2 separate regions of the Homo sapiens genome follow, and region 1 is linked to region 2. The links are chromatin contacts, found by Hi-C or POLR2A ChIA-PET in ENCODE. All regions are on one chromosome and are shown on one strand. Each heading gives the region's core, a stretch centred on a gene start or an enhancer-like site at or near the end of the contact. The rest is flanking DNA. Distances are from core to core; before and after follow the strand shown.

What was found. Hi-C counts contacts between places; a loop is a spot of excess contacts on that map. ChIA-PET counts read pairs that join two places held with the same protein, here RNA polymerase II (POLR2A).
Region 1: a map of endothelial cell of umbilical vein shows a loop between it and region 2 (4-fold over the local background). The contact joins the promoter of NTPCR here to the enhancer-like site in region 2. A Hi-C loop is called at or near these places in 1 of 168 maps with a recorded cell type or tissue (endothelial cell of umbilical vein). POLR2A ChIA-PET finds 5 or more read pairs at or near these places in 1 of 52 experiments (activated naive CD4-positive, alpha-beta T cell).

Annotation. Positions count from the first base shown.
Region 1 is chr1:232,948,086-232,953,076 of GRCh38, reverse strand. It overlaps NTPCR (nucleoside-triphosphatase, cancer-related), which reads right to left and starts at 2,466. Exons shown (of 5, transcript NM_032324.3): 1 at 2,333-2,466. The coding sequence starts at 2,366. It overlaps LOC107985361 (a long non-coding RNA gene), which reads left to right and starts at 1,528. Exons shown (of 2, transcript XR_001738525.2): 1 at 1,528-1,749; 2 at 1,921-4,857. RefSeq lists enhancers at 1-87, 23-522, 1,651-2,190, 2,191-2,732, 2,645-2,744.
Region 2 is chr1:232,009,630-232,014,702 of GRCh38, reverse strand. All of the region lies in intron 11 of DISC1 (DISC1 scaffold protein), which reads right to left. All of the region lies in intron 14 of TSNAX-DISC1 (TSNAX-DISC1 readthrough (NMD candidate)), which reads right to left. Among named protein-coding and RNA genes, the nearest start is that of DISC1-IT1, 86 kb to the right of the region's middle. Within about 2 kb of position 1,847, at least 11 of the 41 ENCODE cell types and tissues checked have a DNase peak (open chromatin) inside an H3K27ac peak, as active enhancers do; they include endothelial cell of umbilical vein, where a contact is called at or near this core.

The DNA of each region.
Region 1 (4,991 bases), core at 1,217-3,716, 940 kb before region 2:
AAGGGACAAGTCAGGGCAAGTGGCTCAGTTATCCTGTCTGAGGAGTGAGAAAGTAGGGAATTTATCAACTAACTTTCACCAATCACAGGTTGAAGGCTAATCCCAGGGCACAGGAATTCCCTGGCTCTTCTGGCCTGCTCTGTTTGCAGGCCAAGTGGGCTCCAGGGACCAGAGAAAGCCCTCCAAGATGAGTCATGGGTACAGACAGTTGGAAATCGGAAAAAATGCTAAGTGCCAGGGGCACTAAGAGGATATGCAACAAAAAGTGACCTCTTTGAGAGGAGACTTTACCTGATGGTCTGAACATATTGAGAAAACAGAAAGAAACTAGGCAAATAAAAACACCTGACAATAACTCCTAATGGGGAAAAAAGTTATGTGTAAAAGGAAAAAAAAAAAATTAGAGGGCATGGTGGTGCATGCCTGTAGTACTAGCTACTAGGGAGGCTGAGGTGGGAAGATGGTTTGAGCCTGGAAGGTGGAGGTTGCAGTGAGCCAAGATTGTGCCACTGCACTCCAACCTGGGCAACAGAGAGAGGCCCTGTCTCAATAAGAAGAGGGAAAAAAAAGATGGGTAAGGTGGCTCACACTTATAATCCCAGTATTTTGGGAGGCCCAGATGGGAGGATCACTTGAGGCTAGGAGTTGGAGATCAGCCTGGGCAACATAACAAGAGACAGGTCTCTACAAAAAAAAAAAAATACCCGGGTGTGGTGGCATGCGCTTGTAGATCCAGCTATTCAGGAGGTTGAAGTGGGAGGATCACTTAAGCCCAGGAGTTTGAGAATGCAGTGAGCTATAACTGTTTCACTGCACTCCAGCCTGGGTGACAAAGCAAGATCCTGTCTCTAAAATAAATAAATAAATGGAAAAGAAATCATAGATTACTATGTGGCTCTGTTGTGATTGTCTTTACATGGCCATAATACTGTAAACATTGACTAATGAAAATTACGCTGTAACTACATTAAGAAGAGAAGGAGAAAAGACAAAGGTGCGTGGGTTTGAGGACAGGTTTAAGAGAGCTACACTGTAGAATTATTTGAGTCTTTCAACTACGTGTAGGTAAGACTTTGATAAAGCAGAAACAAGAACCACCATCAATACAATCACGGTAACAGGACACCTCCATTAATAAAACACACAGTTGTCTTGGGGTCAGCCTGCTGAGTATCAAACTGCATTCCAAGTTTCAAATAAAGGATTGACAAACCAACTTTCAGAAAACAGTTCTTTGCAATACTTAGGAGTGACTTTAGATAGCAGGCATTTCTCAAACCACCCTCCTCCTCCTCACCCCCTGCTCCCCAACTCCCCCATCCAATGCCTGACAAAATCCCAAAGTCTGCAATATTAGCTGTAGCCTTTGCTACTTACAACTAAACATAATCATTAAAATAAAGTGAAAGAGAATTCTAGATCCAGGGTTACAGCCTTTGATATCTGAACCCACACTAAACTTCAAAATTAGATTTGCCTTGCAAAGGAGCTGAAGAAATCACTTTCTCCACTCTTAGCCCATCTATCTTTTTTTAGCCTATCTGATGCAGCCTACCTGTCCTTTTTAGTAATGCTTGATACATGGGTAGCGCCTTGGTTTAAAAGCACCTCCTCCTACACCTCTCATCTGACCTCAACGCTATCCTGCTTCTCAGATGAGAACTCCACAGGCCACAGGGTTGAGGGATCTGACAGACATCAGGAGGGGACAGCGACAGGAACAAGCAAGAGTGTCTGAGAAGGGCTCCTGTAGGTACCAAAGCTTCTCCACCTCTGGCCTCAGCTGTGGAGGGAATTCGTGGGGATGGAGATGGGGATGGGGGTGGGGGGATGAACTTAGATGGGAAAGAAAGGTTACAACTTCAGTTTCGCTGTCCTCCAACTAAAATTTACCATTTTTTTTTTGCACGATCAATGTAGCAAAGACCCACAGTAAGGAAATACCTGTGACTATCAACAGAAATTAGACATCTCCACTTCACATCGCGGTTGCCGCAGATCTCTTGAAATACCATTTGTGCAGACCACAACGTCAACACTACAGTAGGAGTTACCGCTGCCGCTGGCCCCTGCGGTTTCTGCCCTTCATCAAGAAGCCAGTCTAGGACCCCCTCACAAGTGTGTTCTAATCCTTTAGGCCCTGTGTCTTTTAAATCACGTTTTCCGGGAAGGAGTACAAACTCTTCAGACTACCAAGCCCGCCATTTAAATTGGGAACTTCAGAGGCCGGAGCCCTGGAGCCGGAGACCCTCCCCGACAGCACAAGGTCGCCCGCAGCCCGCGCGCCCCCACCCCCTCGACCTCTTGGAGGTGGGGATCCCCTCAGGGTTACCTGGGGGCCCCGTTAGGAACACGTGCCGGGCCATACTGGTGGGCGGGGGTAGGGGTTGCGGTCAGGGGAGCAGTCCAGGTTGGGGTCGCAATTCAGGTCAGGTCCGGACCAGGGTCGCGACTCAGGACCCGCCCACCGCGTGTCGCAGGCCCCGCCCCCAAGCGGTGCTTTGACCGGAAGCACCGCCCTCAAGACCACGCATGCGCCTTCTCCCGAGTCCCCGGTCCGCGCCTGCGCATTCAGCCCTCGGCATTGGCGCCTGTGCCGCGGCAGTTCCTATAGGCGGAGCGGGTTGTACGGTCTCTTAAGTTTCATTCTGGGTTCAGGGCTTTTGTGGGGTATTTGCAGAGATAAGTGCGTGAGAACGTCAGTTATTAAACTATTGCTGCTTCAAGTCAGCGCCATCACCCAAGTTCTGCCCCTTGACTCCGGACCTAGGAGCTGAAATTGCCCAAGGCTGCCGGGACAGCCCTTTTGTAGAAGGTTTGTGACCTGGAAGCATTCCTCAAAGGGGGATGCCATGTTAATGACTCCAACTTTGTTCTCAAACATTCCTGCAGAATAGAATCAGCTGGGGAGTTTTAAACTTGCTCTGATGCCTGGGTTTCACCTGCAGTAATAGGGAGTGTCAGAAGACAAAATTACAAGTTTAGTTTAAAGATCTAATTGGCTTATATTTAGGATCTAGAATCGAGAAATAGATCATTTCATAAAGCAAATAGAGTGTTCCAATGAGTTGTGCAGAGGAGGTTGGCTTTATGGGCAAAAAAAGGCTGAAGAACAAAACAAAGAGTGGGTATTTCAAAGTTACTTTCCTTATAGGGTTAAAACAGATTGGACTTCGTTATTGTACTGACTCAGGTTAACTACAATCTCCTGTTTTTTGGGAAAACGGGCCTGTTTCAAAGTTCAGTTTGGTTACATGGCACTTGGCACAAGTGACTCCATTCTGGTTTGGTCTAGTCTGCTAGGACCTAGTGCAGGAGGTTAGTCCAAAACAATGGCCTCCCATAAATCTTGTTTAACATGAGTAATTGGTCTTGAGCGAGTCTTGAGCACCTGTATTCTTTTTTCTTCTTTCTAAACTCCAGGAAGTTCCTGAAGTGCGCTAGGGTTGAGAACCACTGGTGTAGGCAGGCTTCCCGTCCTCAGCCATGCATAGGACGCCCAGTTTTCCCTCTTTACTTTCACACCAAAGTGTATAAAGATCTCCTCTTGCAAAGAATTAAATAGCTTCTCCGTCTCACTTTACCACTGCAAGTGTTCCGGCCAACGAATGACGTGGCAGTGGCCTTGGGCCACATTTACCTGTAAACTCTTTCAGTCTAACATGTGTACAGCTTAATTTGTAGTCAGTCGTTCCCCATCCTGGCTGAGAAAGCAGTTCAGTGAGTGCTCAACTTAATTGGTTTCTGCCCACACATGGACCTCTTGGTTTCCCTTTAGCCTGAGACATATGCCAGTCCAATGATTATCTAAAAAAACAAAGTTGGATTTGTAAAATATAGCTGTCATCACCATCATTTCTGCAACATTTGTAATGCTCTATTATTATAACAGTATACTATTTATTATCCCAACTGTTAATGTAGGGCCTTCCACCTTGATTTATTTTGCAGTCCATATATGTTGAATACAGTGAAAAGTTGATATAGTAAAGTAAATTCATAGGAGGAGCTTCCAAAAAAAAGGAAAAAAGTATATGTATCTCTTGTATCAAAAGTACTCGTTTTAAATGTTAATCAGATAGCATTTTCCATCACTGAAAAGCAGTTTGGATTTGCAAGGCTCACCGGAAGTTGGGTTCTTTTGTTTTGTTGCTGTGCCTGGAATTCTGGCATCAGTTTAAGTAGCTCAAAGATACATGGAATTCAGATATGGTGAATCAACGTCTCACAAAACAGAAAAAAAGACTCCATAGTTGAATGTACTTTATCCATGGAAAATGAATTATTTGGATGGTAGTTCCACGGATATCTTCTTGTTAGAAAATTCATTGATTTGATGCTTAATTTCTACAGTTTCCTGTATGTGTTATTAGGTAACAATAACAAAAAATTAAATAGCTTATATCTCTTAGAGATTAACAACAAAAGAAGATGGCATAAATTGAAACAAATTTTAAAATAAATGGGATCTTAAAGTACTGTACCATACTGAATCCAACTTTTGCTTCCTATCTAATCAACATCCAATGGACGGATGTTTGTGTCCCCCCAAAATTCATATTGTTGAAATCCTAACCCACAAGGTGAAGGTATTAAAGTGTGGGGCCTTAAAGAAGCAATTAGGTAATCAGGTCACTAGAGTGGAGTCCTCATGAATGTGATTAGTACCCTTAGAAAAAGGCGGGAGAAAACTTGCTTTCTATCTCTCTGCTCTCTGCCATGTGAAGATACGAGGAGAAGACTGCTCTCTGTCAACCAAGATGAGGGCCTTCCCCAAGAACCCAGTCGTGTTGGCACCCTGATCTTAAACTTCAGCCTCCAGAGTTGTAAGAAATAAATGTTTTTTTGTTTAAGCCACTCATCTGTGGTACTCTATTATAGTAGCCTGAGCTAACACACAAGGTAGAATTAATTACCTAAGGAACAGGTGATTCCAAAGATTTCTTCTGCAACACCTGGGTGCAGCCTCACTTATGACAGGATGCAGTACA
Region 2 (5,073 bases), core at 598-3,097:
ATGTGAAAAGCCAATCAGCAGGCTCTACAAACAGAAATACTTGGTCCTATATCGAATGAATAGCAAATGAGAGGGCATGTTTTCAGCTAGAAACAAAAAGGTTTAAAATACGCATGCATCATCTTTTATGACTCTCTGTCTTTTCTGACTTTTTAATTAACCAACCAATTACCAACCCTGGTTGCATCCTGGTTGCTTCTACTGCTCTGCTCTTGGGAAAGATGGCTGGGTTTGCAAAACTTCAAAATGTAGTGGAGATAGAAGTTTTCTTCATGTCCTAGCTCTTTGCTTTCTCCCCAAAGACATTAAACAAAAAGAGCAAAACCAGCTGATGGGTAAGTGAACATTTTTCCCTTGTCAGTTCTTTTCAAAAGTGGGAGAGATATCAAGAGATCACACATTTAGGGATGTGCTCCTTGGAGAGTCAAAGTGAGTTTCCAGCTGTCCCAGGGCCAGTAAGTGTCAGAGAAGAGAAAGAATCAGATCTGCACCCATTATGGCTGAAGAGGAAGCACTTTTGCCCAATAAAGACATTTCTAGATATAGAAATCAGTTTAAGACAAGGAGGACAAACATCTTCATTGTGGATCACCTTTTCCAGCTTTTTTTATGTGAAATTGAGTAAAAAGGAATGGAGATATTTATGTTGTGGCTCACAGTATGATACCCCTAAGTGTGACACTTTGGTATGCCTGAGTACTTTGAACCAAAGGAGATTGGAAGGCCTCAGAAGCAAGATCTCTCTGCCTTCTCTTGCCCTCCCCTCTCACACTCCTTTTTCTCCCTGGATGCAAGCCATAGAAACCAGAATTCCTCTTCCTCAAAGCCAGTCTTAGAAACTAGGACTCCTCTCCCTCAAAGCAAACATAAAACCTAGAAAGGTCACTCTCTTCCTTCTCCCTTGAAGGCCCTCCATTTAGAGGAGTCCGGCCCCATACCCAAGAGGAATAAATACTATGCAGAGCGTCCAAGAAGAATCTGAACAGACAGGGCTTGCTGGTCCGCTCACCCCCCAGTCTATAACCATTAGATCATACCCATTTTGTCCAATCACATTCCTTCATAGCTGACTATTCTGCATTAAATCTGAGCATAAAAATAGTTTTTCCTGGGTCTTTGGGTCTTCATTTCTGAAGCCTCCTGTGCCATGTAAAACTCTGATTAAATAAATGTGTTATGTTTTTCTCGTTAACTTGTTTTTGTTATAGGAGTGTTAGCCCTTAATGATGGCTGAGGAAAGGTATCACACCTTTCCACCCGTAAACTTAAAATGCTTTTTGAAGACCTCAATCTGAACAAATGAGGCTACCTGGTTGCGTTGTGTCTTATTGCTAATTCCGTTCACTGCAGCTGTGTTCACACACTGGCTACTCACATACTGCACGCAATGACTCAACATTGCCAGGTCCTCTTTTGGCCTCTTTGGTGAGAGCTACTGGCTCAGAAAGGAAGCAGCTGGGATGAGAAGTCTGGGAGAGTGGTACTGTCCAGGGAGCCCATTATGTAGAAAAAGCAATGGAAACAGAAAGCACCCCGCAGGCTAGGTTGCAGACAGGAAAGAAAAAAATTACGCAGGTATTATGGCCAGAACAGCCCGTACAAAAGAGCCACTTCACAGCGGAGGAAGCCTGGCTCACTGATTTCCCTGGCTCCTGTCTGGCCCCCATTCAATTTCTGTAACATCTACGAACCAGGGCCAACAGCAGCTGATAGTTTCCAGAGTCCTCAGAAAGGCTTGGAGGAGAGCTGTCATGAAACTGGAAAAGAAAAGGGCTCTTACAATTCGAGGAAGTTCATGCTAAGATTGGCACTGAGCCCTGTTGCTGACTTCCTCTGTAACAAAGTCCAAAGCAAATTGCTTCACCTTAATGGGCCCAGCTGTAAAATGGGGGAATGGTGCTCAGCAGCCTGGCAAGGACCGTAGACCCAGGAAGGTGTCGATCAACGACAAAGCCCTTGTGATAACAAAGTATCACCAGAATGCACATCACCACGTTGGCCAGATAAGCACGGGAAAGGCTTTGAAAACTCATCTTCCTGTGGACCTCTATAAGAAGTCAGTAATTTTTCATGGAAGATTTGGGTCAAAAAGAAATTGACTGCCTTCAGGGCATCAAGCTTCAGTAGAGAAACCAGTATAGGATGGTCAGACCCAGCACGGAGTTCTAAAGCAAAACCAACCCAGAGCTGCAAAGCGAATAGACATTTTAGCCACAGGATAAATGCAAAGTACCCAGACTTCAATGGCTCCCGGAAAACACAGGCAGGAAAACAAAAGCACCTTCCTAATGAGGCCCTTGTTATCATTTCCCCATACCTTCTGTAGTCTAAAATCCTGGACCCGAATACAAACGGGAGTTTTCCTTCGTTAAACCTTTCTCTGACTGGGTATCTTCCACTAACTCATTGCTCATGTCTACTTCTTGACAAAAAGTGAGTATATTATACATGTAAAGGAAAATGTAACAATCTCAAGCACCCCCAAACTCCTTATGCAAAAGGGAAAGTTAAGCCTGGAGACTGAGTCATACAAACAAATAGCTGTTGCTAGCATTATGCATGCAAAAAGCATTTTAGAGATGCTTGTGACTGCCAGAAAGAGTGATAGAAACAAAAGTTAACACAAATTAGCCTCTACTAGGTATGCGTCTCTCACTTCGTGATGCATCCTTTTATTTAAATCTTCATCACAGCTTCATGAGATAGTTTTCATTATCCTCTTATGTCGTGGTGGTGTTTTTCTTAACAGATGTGGAGATGCGGCCTGTAAGAGGCCTAACTGAGGATCACGGCAGACTCAGACTCAAGCCTTGTGCTCTTTCCAGCAGGCCACACTGCGTTTTGATAGCCCTGAGACAAAAGCACTGACTCAAACATCTATAGCCCGGTTTTTAAATAGGTAGACATTTAAAAAAACTTTTTAAAATAATTGTTATAAAGTCATACACAGTAAAATTCACTCTTTCTGATGTAAAATTATGGATTTAGACATACACACAGTCACGTAACTACCACCACAATCAAGAGAGAGAATACTTCTATCAACCGCCCCCAACTTCCACGCACCAAATTCCTTCCTGTTGCTCTTGTAATGAGTCCCTTCCCCTTTCCTGGCAACAATTTATCTGTTTTCTGGCCCCATAATTTTGCCGTTCTCAGAAAACATTGTCTTAAAATCCATGGCACTCATGAATTCAGAGAACGGCTGCCCTCTCTGTGAAAATAAATCCAGCACTGCGATACAGGAACAGGGAAATGATACTGAAAGCCAGCAAAAGCTGTAAGGTCCCCTCTAAAGCACCCACTCACCCCCAAGAAAGCAACAAATAAATGTAGGACATCCTCAGCATTTCAATTGGTGGAGAGGATCTGGGAGGCTTTCTGGGGGACCCCTGGAGCACCCAAACAGCAGCCACCACAGGACCTAGGATAAGGCTCCACTCTTTTTTCATCCTTGACCCCAAGCTTCCTATTTTTCAACAAATATAGCTCTGTGTTCTTATAGCCAGATAGTGAAATTGACAGGTGCTTATAATGCTATGCAGGAAAACGAATCCTCCTATGCCTGGGAAAGTCTGTCCCCAGAGAACCTGGAGGGCTCAGGGCTCAGTGGGCAGGGCAGAGAAGGAGGGAGAAAGGGAGGGAGAGAGTGATGGGGTTCAGAATACACTACCCCAAAATATGGCACCTTGGCATTTGAGGAACAGCAGAAGCAGGAAAGTCTCTCTGACCTTCTGCAGCCATTCTTTCCTGAAGCAGGCCATAAATAATTATCTGACCTTCCTCTAAAGTAGATTATAACACCCTCATCTTTAAAGTGTACAACCTATACCCAAAGGAAAGGAGTATCCTTATCTCTGAAGACACAGGGATGCAGCGAAGAATCCGAGCAAACAGGCCTTGCTAAGCTCCCCCCAGTTTATTGCCATTAAATCATACTCCTTTTGTCCAATTATACTTCTCCACATCTGTCTGCTATTCTTCAAACTTAAGCATAAAAATACACTGGTTTCTGTTGCTTTGGGTCTTCATTTTTGCAGGCTCCTGTGTCATGTAAATTTTATATTAAGCACATTTGTACATTTTTCTCTTGTTACTCTGTCTGTATAGGTGCCTCAGCTGAGAACCTTTAGATGGGTAAAGGAAAGATATTCATTTTTCTCCGCTACAGGAGAAAGGGATCTCTGCTGAATCAGTCCTGGCCTCCAGCAGAATCAATGACCCAGGGACTCCATCACATACCTGGCATGGCTTCTGACTGCCCCACACCGAGCTCCTCCTGGTAGCTCACTTTGGAAAGCCAGACACACCTTCAAAGACTCATTCCCAGAGCCTGCAGTTTCTTCCACCCAGGAATAAACCCTTGCTTAGGTGGCACTTCCCTCCACCCCAGAATATTCTTTCAAGCCATCCACTTGCAGCAGGTGGTAACTTTTCAACACCTCTACCCAGAGCATTGGAGACCAGGCTTTGCTGGAGGATTCCACCTGTAGCACCTGGGTTAACAAACGAGTTCAGATGTCTATAAATTAACGTAGAGCCTGTGACTGGGCCAGCAAGGATGCAGAGTGACAGTGGTTGCTTTCTTATAAGACCATGGAATCCAAATATAGGATCAAGGATCGATTTTCTAAGCAGTCCAGAGGCAGTGACTAAGAACACAAATGTCTGCTCTCTGAAGGCCATGGTCCTGCAGATGGGATGTGAGACTGGCAGGGCTGGCCTGGGGAGGTGGCAATTTCCCCACCCACCAGTGGTGAGTCCTGGCAAAGACCCAGGGAGGAAGCACAGCTAACATCTAACATCAACCATGAGACTTGAAAGCCATGTGTCAAGTTCCTCCAGCCTCTCCATGCTATTTCCTTTCCACACTCACAACACCTGTGAACCTGGGCCAACAAAGAGCTCTGAAGACTCAGGTCATGGCACTGAAATCAGGAAAAACTTCCTAGGGCCTTTTTATGGAAAAGACTCTTGTTAGGGTGGGAGGAGGAAAGTGAGGAGTGGAAGGGGAAGGGAGAGAGGAAAGAGGGGAGAGAAAAAGAAAGTTAAATAAAACCATATTTTAATTTG